Linked DNA regions of Homo sapiens: all the other regions are linked to region 2. Evidence: chromatin contacts called from ENCODE Hi-C or POLR2A ChIA-PET data. All regions are on one chromosome and are shown on one strand. Each heading gives the region's core, a stretch centred on a gene start or an enhancer-like site at or near the end of the contact. The rest is flanking DNA. Distances are from core to core; before and after follow the strand shown.

Region 1 (4,231 bases), core at 1,331-3,830, 210 kb before region 2:
GGTTCCCAACTGTGGTGTGCTGCTATAAGGTGTGAAGTGTGTTCAAAAAACTTGCTATCAGTAATAAAGTACTAGGAGGCTGGAAACAGAGCGGATTGCAGGTTATCCCTGCAATCCCCACCCACACTCTCCCTTCGTGGGCTTTTCTGAGCAGGAGAGAAAAGATGGAGTTTCAGCTAATGCAACAGCAGCCTTGAGTCATGCAGTATGGCACATATGTTGGGCTGGGAATGGCTGCCTTAATGGAGTCTAGATCACATATGAGAGGTCATATCTAGCAATTGCTGCTAATCCTTTTATAAAACTTTTACAAAATTATAGAGACAGGGTTTTGCCATTTTGCCCAGGCTGGTGTCGAACTCCTGGGCTCAAGCAATCCTCCCACCTCGGCCTCCCAAAGTGCTGGGACTACAGGCATGAACCACCGCACCCAGCCTGCTGCTAATCCTTTTATCAGTTTTCGTAGTCTTGTTCCAGAAGTAGCCAAAGGGAGGGAAATGTCCTAGACTTGGAGTCATAAAAGAGAGTTGGCAACCCTGGATGAGTTGCCTGAGCCTCAACTGACTCATGCTTATAAGAGAGATAAAACCTACTTCCTAATAAAATTGCAAAGATTAAATATTGGGGGTTTTAATGCTACTATTTCATGCTAAGAATTGTACATGCATTCATTCTTGTTTAATGACAACAACATTTCAACATAGGTGTTCTCCCCATTTTACAGATGAGAAAACTGAGAGGAAGGGTGATAGTAAGTGGCTACAGTGGGATTCATACTCAGGTCTGAAGCCAAAGCCTCAGGTCTTTTTAGGATGCCATACTGGCTCTCTGCAGGACAGGATTTTGTAAACTTTAAAGTAGTCAGTGGATGCATTATTATTATTATTATCCCAAGACAAATACCTTGCTAAAATCACATCTTTAAAAACTACCAGTACCTGTGGTTTCCAACTTAATGGAAATTCAATTGATGTTCAATTGCCAACCAAGAGCATAAAGTGCATAAAGAGGTTTAAAAATTCATTGCATATAAAATATAATTAGGGAAATAACTCGGGTTTGGAGTGCATTTGAGTAGAAATGTAATTTGGAGAAAATCATTTTCCTAATTTCTTTTCAATTTAGTAAACAAGTTTTATTTTTTCTTTCAGTGACTAAATGACTGCCCGCATCCTCAACATTTTACTCTAATTGATGCAAGAGTGAAAGCAATTAAAAGCAAATGCTAATGTGTACCTTATTATTACCTTCCATGCAGCATTCTAACTTCTAGGCTTGCTAAACATCATAAAACAATTTAAATTTATTTCAGTACAACATGAGATCACTATCTTGGATTAAAACACTGGTTCTTCAGAAAAGATAATTTTACTAGGGCAACAAAAGAACAAAATTGTCCTAAAATGCCTTTTATCTATGATAAATAGATCCTAAAAGACACATTTTATTTAGCCAAATAAACATAATACACAAATTAGTATCATTATACACAAATATAATACATAAATATATATTGTTATACCAAAGAACAATCTGTCTTTTAAATGTAGAATTTTATACAGCCCATTTGAAATAGCAGTGGATTAAGACTTGCTTTTCAAGCTTAAAATGTTCTGTATATGTGACATGATACAATAGAAGCAGTTCTCAGTGTATAAATGCTGTTTAAAACAACATACATTTATTTCATAGAATGCATGGTGGATGGGGCTCTGGGATATTCTGGGTTGGACTGGAAAGCTGAAGAAAGCTATGTATACTATAATAACACTACAGAGCTTAGCCATCTCATATAGAAGTGCTTCTGTGGCATCTTTGTATAGGTTTCTAATTTGAATGATCATAACTCTACCTAGCAGAAGGTCAGAGATTCCTCCTCTCCACCTCAATTACTACCCCACCAGCCCTTCGGGGGAAATCACTGTGGTCCAAAAGGGGTGGTGAGGCAAGAGGAGCTGGCTGCCACAGCCTCTGGCCAGTGGAAAATTTCAAGAGTGCCACTCACACTGGGTAGAGTGGTTCCCTTTCTTCTCTTTTTCATTTATCCAGCCCCAGATATTAGGTGGTGTGCTTCTTTTGCTTCTTTTTTTGTCCCCACTCCTTTTTTTTTTTTTTTTGAGACAGTCTTGCTCTGTTGCCCAGGCTGAAGTGCAGTGGTGCGATCTTGGCTCACTGCAACCTCCACCTTCAGGGTTCAAGCGATTCTCTTGCCTCAGCCTCCTGGGTAGCCGGGACTACAGACGCACACCACCACATCCGGCTAATTTTTGTGCTTTTAGTAGAGATGGGGTTTCACTATATTGGCCAGGCTGGCCTGGAACTCCTGACCTCCAGTGATCCACCTGCCTCGGCCACCCAAAGTGCTGGGATTACAGGCGTGAGCCACCGCGCCCGGCCTTGTCCCTACCACTTTTTGTTTGTGATCAGTCTTACTTGCTCCCTTCTCTGGCCCTTCAAAGACAGAAAAGAACAGAACCTAGGCTCAGAATTTTTTACGTGCTCCCTGCCCCCAGAGCAAGTACACAACTTTTTGGGGGGTTTCTCAAAGTCTTCATTGCTGGCAACCATGGTAAACAAAGAGTGGAGAGAACTAACAAGAGCAAAAGCACAGCACAGCAGAGACGGAAGTGAGGTCCGGATCTGTCTTAGCACCAACTCCTCTTCTCTCTGATCTCTCATTTAACCCTCTCCCTCGTGAAAAAGGATGAATGCCACACTGAAGCAAGCACAGGAGAGAAGAGGGTATTTTTGTAAAAGAGAGGTTATTCCCAGGAAGAAACAGGAGCTACCATAGCAAGCTAGCAGGGGAGAGGGAGGGGAAATCCCGAAATACCTCACCCAGGGGACAACAAAAGACTAGAGCGGCCATTCAAATATATGCAAATATGGGGACACATCAAGGTTGGGGTCTGATTACATATCCAAATTCAGGCCATACACGACTGCATTTTTAACAAGACAGCTGCATGCAATCATACAATTTTAAGGCTGGATCCCTTCTCAGGGCCAATTGTTATAAGCATTCCTGGTATGGTATTGCCACCTAAAGGCCGAAAGGAAGAAGTTCACCTGAACATCACAGCTTCAGCAAGGAAAGAACAGAAATCCACCAATGTCCCTATTTCAGCTGAAATCTTCATCTAAAAAATGTTTAATGTGAATTTTCTGTGAATTTCATTTCACTGTGCTTTGCCTTTAATAGGTCAGCATAAATTGCCACTAGATGCATGTAAAATAGTTGAGATTATATTAAAAGCACATGTGAGAAAAACCTCAAGTATTTTAATTTTCATCCCTTTTACCTGTAAATAAACCAGTAAGATAAAAATTTAGTTCTATGAGGACTCCAGTGAGTCTTCCATCATTTCAAGGGATATTATAAAATTCTCAAAAACACCGTTAACTAAAATTAAACAGGGCATTATACTTCACCAAAAACTTGAGAATCTTTTAAATCAACTGTGTAACAAACATCAAACCATAATGTTTGAGGGAAGCTTTACTTAATTATAAAATTAAATTCCCAACATAGGTAAATGTAGTCAGTAACATTTTAACACATAGAGTTACAATGGAAACTTCTCTAAACACCACAGAAAGTCTGCCACTTGAGGTAAACCATTTCTTTCCAGTATTCATCCAGAATATTGTTTTCATATCAAAAGGAGAACATGTGCTCATTTTACTGGTGTTAAGGAATTTGCCCTTATATTCACAGGACATTTATGAATTCATCAAAGGAAAAAAGTCTGTGAATCATTTTTTCTTTATTGTAGATATGTAGAAAAGTATGAAAACATTCCTGGAAATGACAAAAACAAATTTAGGACTGTGGTTCACTCTGGTGAGGGAGAGAAGAGCAGGAAATATTGAAGGGGATACACAGAACTTGAATTGCATCTATAATTTGTTTCTTAAGCTGAATAGTGGGTACGTGGATGTACTTTATATTATCTCTGTTCTTTGTATGCTTGAAATATTTTATACTTTTTTTCCTAAAAAGAAACTAGTAGCTGGTAGGTAGATGTTTAAAGGACACATAGGGCATGGTGACACAGTGCTGGGTGCTTAGTATACATTATTTCATTTAATACTAACATCAATCCTGCAAGGTAGGTGGTTTGACCCTCATTTTACAAGTGAGGAAATTAAGGCTTAGAAATGAAGTGAATTGCCTTGGGTAAAACAGCCTCTAAGTGGTAGAATTGTGAAGTGAGACATTAAAAAAGTG
Region 2 (4,187 bases), core at 1,608-4,107:
TCATAGCAATTGGTGCAAAAAATTTGATAAAATTCAATATGATGAACACTTCCAGCGAACTCAGAAGGCAACTTCCTTCACCCAATAAAGGGCATCTATAAAAATCTGTTAATCTCACTTAATGGTGAAAGACTGAAATGGTTTTCTCCCAAAAACTCCACACTCACCACTTCTACTTAACATCATATTGGAAATCCTACCAACAAGGCAAGAAAAAGAAACAAAAGGCATACATGTTGGAAAGAAAGAAATACAGCTGTTCCTGTTTGCATACAACATGAGAAAGTGTACAGGGCTGGCCAGAGGTGGCAGGCGGGGAGGCTAGTACCTGTCCTTGCCGTCTCACAGGCTTTGTTGTTGGAGAAAACCAGGCCTGCCTGGTGGATGCTTTTGCTGCTCTGGGTCCTCATACATGTTGCAGGGTTGTAAGGAAGCAAAAGATGAACATGGTTTGGATGGGCCGGCTGACCAACTCCTAGAGCCTCCAAAATATACAGAATATGCTGGAATGGGTTAATAGGCTTCTGGAAGGTAGTCGTGTTGCCCACATCAGCTGAGTAGCCCGTGGTGGGTGTGCTGTTTACGTGGATGGTGCACAGTCTCAGCTTATCTCCAGGACTGGCTTGGTGCCCAGCAGGTGGCTGGAGCTGGCGACAACAACACACTGGTGGCATCAGGAGAGCTGCGTCTTGTAGACTTTGGTGATGCTTCACTTCTTGAGGTTGACATAGGCATACGCCGTCCCTGCAGGGAGCCTTAAAGGAAGACCTCAATGTCACTGTTAGAGTCTGACCAGGGTCGGGGCCTACGTCCTGGAGGTGACCTGGGAGGCAGGGATGTAAAGCTCACACCTTCTTGTGGAGCGGCGGGCCCTCCTAAGGTTTGCTTCCTTGGCACCTGGAGGAGCTGGTATCCAAGCTCCAGGACTAGGCCTGGGAGGCTGTCCTGTTTTTTTTATTATACACGTTTTCAACCAAAGGCAGACCAGAGAGCCATACTAATGCAGCGGTAAAGCACAGAATTTTTATCCAAGCTCTGGTTACTTCCAACCGTGACCGCTCTCACGCTTGCTAGCTCCAATTTCCCATTCCTCTTCACAAAGGATGTGCCCTGGCAATCATGCTATTCTGCCCTGCAAATCTTGACATGGGCTTCTCCACTCCTTTTGATCAAGTTCAACCTTTTCACTCTCACAATTCCCTTATTTCTCATCATTCGCATATTTCCTTTCATTTCTCCTACAACTTTTTCAACATCTCTAGTCCAAGAGTTAACTTGATATATTTCTACACGCCTCGGCTCACCGCCAGCACGATGCCTTTGTTGTCTTGAATCGCCGCCTGCCAATCACCAGGAGACACAGACCTCTAGGAGCGAGGGAACTTGGACAGAAAGGCACTTGGCAAGGCGCACACGACTCAGCGTAAACAAGTGACCTCTTGTTCTCCAAAGCTCTTGAAACACAAGAAGGAAAAATAACAAGCTCTTCTACTATCTGTGTCCTATCATACCTACAATACTCTCTTGGTCCACATGCAAGCACTTTGCATTATAGTACACCACAAGGAGAAAAAGGTAAGACAGGATTCTTAACAGAGGTCGTAAAATAAGGTCCCCGCCGCTAAGAGAAAGAAGACTTTCTTCCAATAGCATAGAGCAGGACTCCACCTCCACCTCCCTTTTCTTTAGTCTTTTGCCCTTCCATCCTCCTTCCAAGACTAGCGTTATCCAATAGAAATATAATGCAGGTCACATACTATGTAATTTTACATTTCCAAGTAGCCACATTAAAAAAATTAAAAGAAGCAAGTTAAATTGGTTTTAGTAATGTTTTATTCAACGCAGTGGACCCCAAATATTATGATTTCAATCACCCATGCAGTAATTAGAAATGTTTTCTTTTTCTTTTTTTTTTTTTTTTGAGACGGAGTCTCGCTTGTTGCCCAGGCTGGAGTGCAGTGGCACGATCTCGGCTCACTGTAACCTCCGCCTCCCGGGTTCAAGCGATTCTTCTGCCTCAGCCTCCTGAGTACCTGGGATTACAGGCGCCCGCCACCACGTCCGGCTAATTTTTGCATTTTTAAGTAGAGATGGGGTTTCACCATGTTGGTCAGGCTGGTCTCGATCTCCTGACCTCGTGACCCGACCGCCTGGGCCTCCCAAAGTGCTGGGATTACAGGAGTGAGCCACCGCGCCCGGCCCCCCTCACGCTTTTTTTTTTTTTTTTTGACGGAGTCTCGCTCTGGTGCCCAGACTGGAGTGCAGTGGTGTGATCTCGGCTCACTGCAACCTCCACCTCCCAGGTTCAAGCAATTCTTCTGTCTCAGCCTCCCGAGTAGCTGGGACTACAGGCGCACGCCACTACGCCCGCTAATTTTTGTATTTTTAGTAGAGACGGGGTTTCACCATATTGGTCAGGCTGGGCTCGAACTCCTGACCTCTGGTGATCCACCCACCTCGGCCTCCCAAAGTACTGGGGTTACAGGCCTGAGCCACCGCGCAGGTCGAAATGTTTTACTTTCTTTTTGTCTTTGGTAGCTGGAGTGCATTTTACACTTACAGAACATCAAACTCGGAAAAGCTGCATTTTAAGTGCCTCATAGGCACCGCACTGGACCGTGCGGCCCTAGAATGCCACACCCCCTAATTCCTGCAGCCAGAAATGAAGATGGCAGGGGCGGTAACACTGCTAGTTTGGGACTAAGAAAGGCAACCTCGGGAGGAGGCGAGCCCCTGCTATGATGAAACTTCTAGGACAGCCTCCCTTCGCCCCCCCCAACCTGTGCAGGGCCTAGCGTGGCTGCAAGCGAGGCAGAGCGCAAGGCACCGCCAGAGCCACGGGAAAGGGCGAGGCGGGGAAGTCTGGGGATGGCGGGGCGGGGCGGGGCGGCTCGGCTCGGCGGGGATCCCCACGCATGCGCACCGCGACAGCTCACGATGCCCGCCTACTGGCGCCCTAGCAACCGGGTTGCGAACCATGTTCTATCCCGACTAAGTGGCCGTCCTGGGAGTTATAGTGCCACTAGCCGGCCTCGGCTGTTCCCTGTCCGAGGCTCTTGTCATTTCCGCTTATTTCCTCCACGGGTGCCGATTTCATGTGTGTGTTCCCGAGTGCCTGAGCCGGCTCCCGAAATGAGTACTCGTGGTTTCCGCGTGGGAACCAACCTCGAGCGCCAGTGGCCCGCCCTCTCCGGGCTGAGGTGGCTGCTGAGGCTGGGGCTGCTCCTGAGGCTTCAGGGCCGCCCGCTGCACGGCTTTCTACCTTCCCAGGTTAGCCGCGGTCAACTTCTGCCAGGCGGAGCGAGAAATCGCATTTTGTCAGGTGAGGATTGGAGGGAGTGAGAGAGATGTGAGGGGAAGGCTTCGGGTAGGGGTATAGGGCCGATAGGGGACGACCAGGGCCGAGAGCTCATGGACTTGGACCCGGAATGCCATTGCCTTCCCTGTGGGTATGTCTCAGGGGCTTTCAATCTCGGAGTCTCCCACTTCGCGGATCTTTCCCGCCCTCTCAGTATCTCCTCCTTCCTCACAGTTCCTCCCCTTCCTCTTCTTTTTCTGCTCCCTCCCTTCCCTCTCATCTCGTCTTCTTCCTTCTCCCTCTCGGCTCCAACGCCTACTGTTTCGGCCCCACCTTCTTATCTTGGCTCCTCCCCTTCCCCCCCTTATCGACTCCTTACCCAGTCTCTTTTTGTTCTGCCAGTGCTCTCTCGGCTCCTCCCCCTCCTCCTTTCTCCTGGATGCTACGCCCTCTCCCATCTCCTTCTCTTTCCCCTCCCTCTCGGCTCCTCTCCCTACCCCTCCCTCTCTTCTCCTTTACCTTCCTCCTCACTGCTGCTTTTTCTAGTCTCTTCCCCTCTGCTCTTCTGTTTTCCTTTTTACTGCTCCTCCTCCTTCCTCTAAGTCCTTCCCACTTCCCTCCCTATTGGCTGCTCCTCCACCTCCCTTTTGGCTTCTCTCCTGCCTCAACTAACTCCTCCCCTCCTCCCCAACGCCTTCGGTTCCCTCTCAGCATCTGTAACCCTTCCCTTCCCTCCACCCTTTCCCTCGTGTTCTTACACAATCTTCCATTCTGGACACATACACTCATTGTGGTCTTTCTTAAATACATCCCCACCATGCTGTGTTACCCCTCACTCATATGGTCTCACACTCTTACCCCCCTAATTCTTGTTAATCCACTTGGGTCT
Region 3 (4,117 bases), core at 1,080-3,579, 160 kb before region 2:
GATCAGAAAAACATCTACCGCATAACATTATCTTTCTCAGGATACTATCAGAGGCATCCTGGCTGTAATTCTAACTGTTATCATTATGAACATGCCAAGTGTATTTCAATCCCCCTTCCCTTTTTGGTGGCCAACTTCCTGTTCTTAACCTTACTGGCCATCGTGCTCCAGTAGAATGAAAAACAGCGACAGAACCACATTTTCTCTTAACCATTTCCCTACAACTCTTCCCTCCTGAACCAGTTGCAACAGTATGCCCTGTTATCCAAGGCAGAACTATATTGGGTACCAAACAGCTGTTTGTGGCTCTTATTACTTTGAAATATTTCAAATTTCTCTCTTTGTTTTTTGGCCCATAACTCAGTGGCTCATTTCTTACTCACACGTAACAATATGTGTGGCATATATGATGTAAAATCTCCCTGATGTGTGTGGGGCAGGGTGGAGAATGAGAGTGAAAGAGAAGATGTGTTTGGGAAAGATGTAATCTTGATACTAGAATAATTTTTTTAACAATCAGATTCAAGAGTCTTCTCTTCCTTGAAACCTTGTGAAATTCGACCAGGCCAGAGCTGAGCTGGATGTTTTCAGTTTGTTGAGAGTATACAAAAGAGAGGAGCTGGCTTCTTGACAAATTTCAATAAGGGTTCTTTTCCTCTCCATTTATTTTTAAAAGATATAAACTGCAAAAGTCTAAAGCCCAAACATTCCCTAGGCGACAAGCTCAGTATCCAAGTAATTTCCTTGATGCTGTGGGTTTTAACTTTCACCTCCTTGTATTTTATAAATATCTGTGGCAAGGGAAGAGACTGTAAAACTTGCTAGGAGAGTTTGGCAAAGGAACGTATAATTTGTGTGGCATAATGTTAGAATTACACGATCCTCCCTGACTAGAACTGGATAGTTGTCATGTGTGTTAAATATAGTTACTTGAATTAGCTGTACTTTCAGCTATACGCCTTGCAATAGCTCAAAAGCATTTTTTTTTCCAAATAGCAAAAGAACAACTTTGGAGAAGTATTTTTACTTGTATTGCTATTATATACAGCTCTTTTGACAAAAACTATAATTACTCGATAGCTTCCTAGATGCTCTAACCTATTTGGCACTTGATTATATTGTCTGCTCTTGTCCTCTAATTGTTTCACGTGGGTAAGTTGAGTCTCCTTAAATAGACAGTAATTTTCTCAAAGGCAGGGACCATAGCTTTGACATTTTTTGTAGCACCTGGCGATGCTGGGCACACAGCCTCTTGACTCTACAACAGTTTGAGCAGCAAGCCTCGTGCTTGGGCATAAGGGCTCTGTAGTCATTCAGATGTGGGTCTGAATCCCAACTCAGCGACTAACTTTCTAGTTGGGCAACTGTTGGCCTGACTTTCCTTATCTGTAATATGGACCTAATAATAATAATACCTACCCCCAGTGTTGTTTCAAGGATTGGATGAGATCACCTGTGGCTCTTATGACAGCCTAGATCCAGGGCAAGAGCTCAAAGCATTTTAAGTATGATTATTACTATTCAGCTGTTGGTAAAATATACCAGGGAAGGAGTGAAGCTACATTCTAAGTGTATCATCATTTTCTTCACATTTACTAGCATTTATATTTAATACCTCTAGTGTGGTAGGTGTTAAACATTTAAATAAAAGATATTATTTTCACTCCCTATGACCCCAAGATTTCATTTTTGGTGCAAGGCTACTGAGGGGTTCCTTTACATGGACAAAGGCATACATAAAACAATGAGAAAAATATGTCTCTAGTGGGGAAAGGGAAGTGACGGCTGTATTTTGTAAACTCTATGAAAAAGGGAACTGGTCTTTCCTTTTTCTTCTCTGTTTTGTTATACTCAGTTGGTGATTCAGAGCTTTGAATGGAATAGTTTCTTAGTTCTTATCATTATATTAAGGGCATTAGAATAACATCTATGATAGGTATATTTTAAATCCTAAGCCATGAAAAATTCAAGCATTTGACATTTGTTGGGGTGTATTTGGGGGAGCAAGGGGAAAATTTGCATCACGAGAACAATCCTGGCCAGAGTTGGCTCCTAGGGTAATCACAAACACATGGATTCAAAAATGTCACCCAGAACATATAAATCACAAGCCCGGCTTACCTTCTGTTGCTTTGTTGACAGCTAAAAGAGTACTCAGTACCTTGGAGAAATTGACCCCTGAATAAAGGTCATCAGGATCAAATATCTATGAGAAAGGAAAATTGAAACCGTAAGACACTACAAGTATTCAACTCAACAAACAAAACTATCAAAAGGCCACTTCCTCCAGCTCTCCGGAAAAAAAAAAAAAAAAAAAAAGTGTAGAAGCCAAGACACAAACCTCCATATACCTTTGGGAGAAATGAGAGCAGCAGTTGAGCCGCCTAATGACATGTGGCAGGCCATCAGTGAGTCAGAGCAAAGCAGTAATGGGAAATGAGAGCCAAGCTGAGAAGGCAGCGCCCACCAGGAAATAAACAGTGCATACTCAGACCCACTCTTCTGGCCTGAATGTATCAATAGTTTCAGCCCAGTTACAGGAAGCTCATATGCATGGGTTACAATCAATGCCCATCACCTACATAATGTCCTCGACAGTCCATAAATAAGGAGGTGGAGCCTTTTTGACATGGTTGCATCTGTACAGTTTATTAGCTGTGCCTAGTTGAGTCACTGTCAAAAGTGCCTTTTTCTCTGCTCTCCTTCCTCCCAACTGCCACCCGCTGCATCCCAACTGCCTAGGATCCCAATTCCATGTTGCCCAAACTTTCTGCCCAGGTCTGCCTTTTGCTCCCAGCTTCAGTTCTGTTTCTGCTGTTTGACCTTGCCCCTCTCAGCTCATCATGAATTCAAGTATTTGCCTGCCTGGGCCTATGGGCTCTTCCTGGCTTTAGATGACTTTCCCAAATATGACCTCTGGCCTGTCTAATACTACTCAACTCTTGGCAAAAAACACATTAAGGAAATACATTTCACTTTACCAGTCAACTGTCAATCTGATATGCTATTGTCCCCAGTGAAGATACCAATCAGATGTTGTTTTCAATACAATTTACCTGTTACCTTTGAAATGTAGTCAGTGTGTTAAAATATATTGAGTCTCAAATATGTATATTTGAAATTAGAAGTGTTCTCATGCACAGGTACAATCTATTAATTTGCCAGCCAACAATGTAAGTATGCATATCTGAAGGTAACCAGATGCCCACCTTCTGGATGGAAATGCCCCTTCTAAAAACATTTTGTTCCAGGATGTCTAGAAGTCTCTTAAAGAAAACAGATTGCATCATTTTTTCCCCAAATGTGGTGATGGAAATAAAATGTACCTTTTCATATGGGACATGATTGGTAATGGGCATAGGATTTTAAAGGGTCTGTCTTCCCATTAGGTAGAGCCATTTGTTCCATTTTTAAGCTGCATATTTTCTGGGAACCATATCAAGACAAATTTCTATCTTTTTTGTACATGTTCTTGAAAACCTATAATCTGTTTTTAGAGTGAAAATATATAATATCAATTTTTCACGTTTTGGGGGGTCAATAAAGATACATGCAAATGCAAACCTACACAAGTCTGCCTATTCTAGGATTCACTGCTTTATTCATTTAATCAATGAATATTTTGCATTCAAAGTTAAAATGACCAAAAAGCCCAGATGCATCTAAAAATGAGACATTAATATATTTCTGGTAAAAGAGTAATGCTAATATTACTAAAGAGTTAAACAACAACACATTCCAAATATATTTCTGAATGCTACAATATAAAATTCAAACTTTTCCAGAAATACATTGACAAGAGTTTTGTTTTAGTTTGTCAAAGCCTGGGTGAACAAGAGGCAATAGACTAGAGAGAGTGTCTAGTATCTCCGGGGATTTCAGACTTATTGAGTCTCCCTTAGAACTGATCAACTGGGAAAATGTTAATGACATGTATGCCAAAATAGTAGCAAAGCAAAAAAAATCACTTGTTTTTAGCCCATCAGTCCTAATGGGAGTGTGCATGTGTGTGTGCATGTGGATACATGTTTTGGGTGGGTGTGGTAGAGATGAGTAGATCTAAAATAATAAGCAGAAGTTAAATATTAGCAGAATAAGGCATGAGAGCAAAAGTTGT

What was found. Hi-C counts contacts between places; a loop is a spot of excess contacts on that map. ChIA-PET counts read pairs that join two places held with the same protein, here RNA polymerase II (POLR2A). Pooled maps may share reads with other maps.
Region 1: a pooled map shows a loop between it and region 2 (5-fold over the local background). The contact joins two enhancer-like sites. A Hi-C loop is called at or near these places in 1 of 168 maps with a recorded cell type or tissue (Right ventricle myocardium superior) and 7 of 50 pooled maps. POLR2A ChIA-PET finds 5 or more read pairs at or near these places in 4 of 52 experiments (CD8-positive, alpha-beta T cell, Panc1, naive thymus-derived CD4-positive, alpha-beta T cell and 1 more).
Region 3: a pooled map shows a loop between it and region 2 (5-fold over the local background). The contact joins two enhancer-like sites. A Hi-C loop is called at or near these places in 8 of 50 pooled maps. POLR2A ChIA-PET finds 5 or more read pairs at or near these places in 3 of 52 experiments (PC-9, Panc1 and activated T-cell).

The regions. Positions count from the first base shown.
Region 1 is chrX:136,691,956-136,696,186 of GRCh38, forward strand. All of the region lies in intron 9 of ARHGEF6 (Rac/Cdc42 guanine nucleotide exchange factor 6), which reads right to left. Among named protein-coding and RNA genes, the nearest start is that of CD40LG, 46 kb to the left of the region's middle. RefSeq lists an enhancer at 2,826-2,925. Within about 2 kb of position 2,581, at least 4 of the 41 ENCODE cell types and tissues checked have a DNase peak (open chromatin) inside an H3K27ac peak, as active enhancers do; they include CD8-positive, alpha-beta T cell, where a contact is called at or near this core.
Region 2 is chrX:136,906,459-136,910,645 of GRCh38, forward strand. No RefSeq gene overlaps it. Among named protein-coding and RNA genes, the nearest start is that of RBMX, 28 kb to the left of the region's middle. RefSeq lists an enhancer at 2,557-2,606. Within about 2 kb of position 2,858, at least 33 of the 41 ENCODE cell types and tissues checked have a DNase peak (open chromatin) inside an H3K27ac peak, as active enhancers do; they include CD8-positive, alpha-beta T cell, where a contact is called at or near this core.
Region 3 is chrX:136,745,387-136,749,503 of GRCh38, forward strand. It overlaps ARHGEF6 (Rac/Cdc42 guanine nucleotide exchange factor 6), which reads right to left. Exons shown (of 22, transcript NM_004840.3): 3 at 2,122-2,206. Among named protein-coding and RNA genes, the nearest start is that of ARHGEF6, 33 kb to the right of the region's middle. Within about 2 kb of position 2,330, at least 3 of the 41 ENCODE cell types and tissues checked have a DNase peak (open chromatin) inside an H3K27ac peak, as active enhancers do.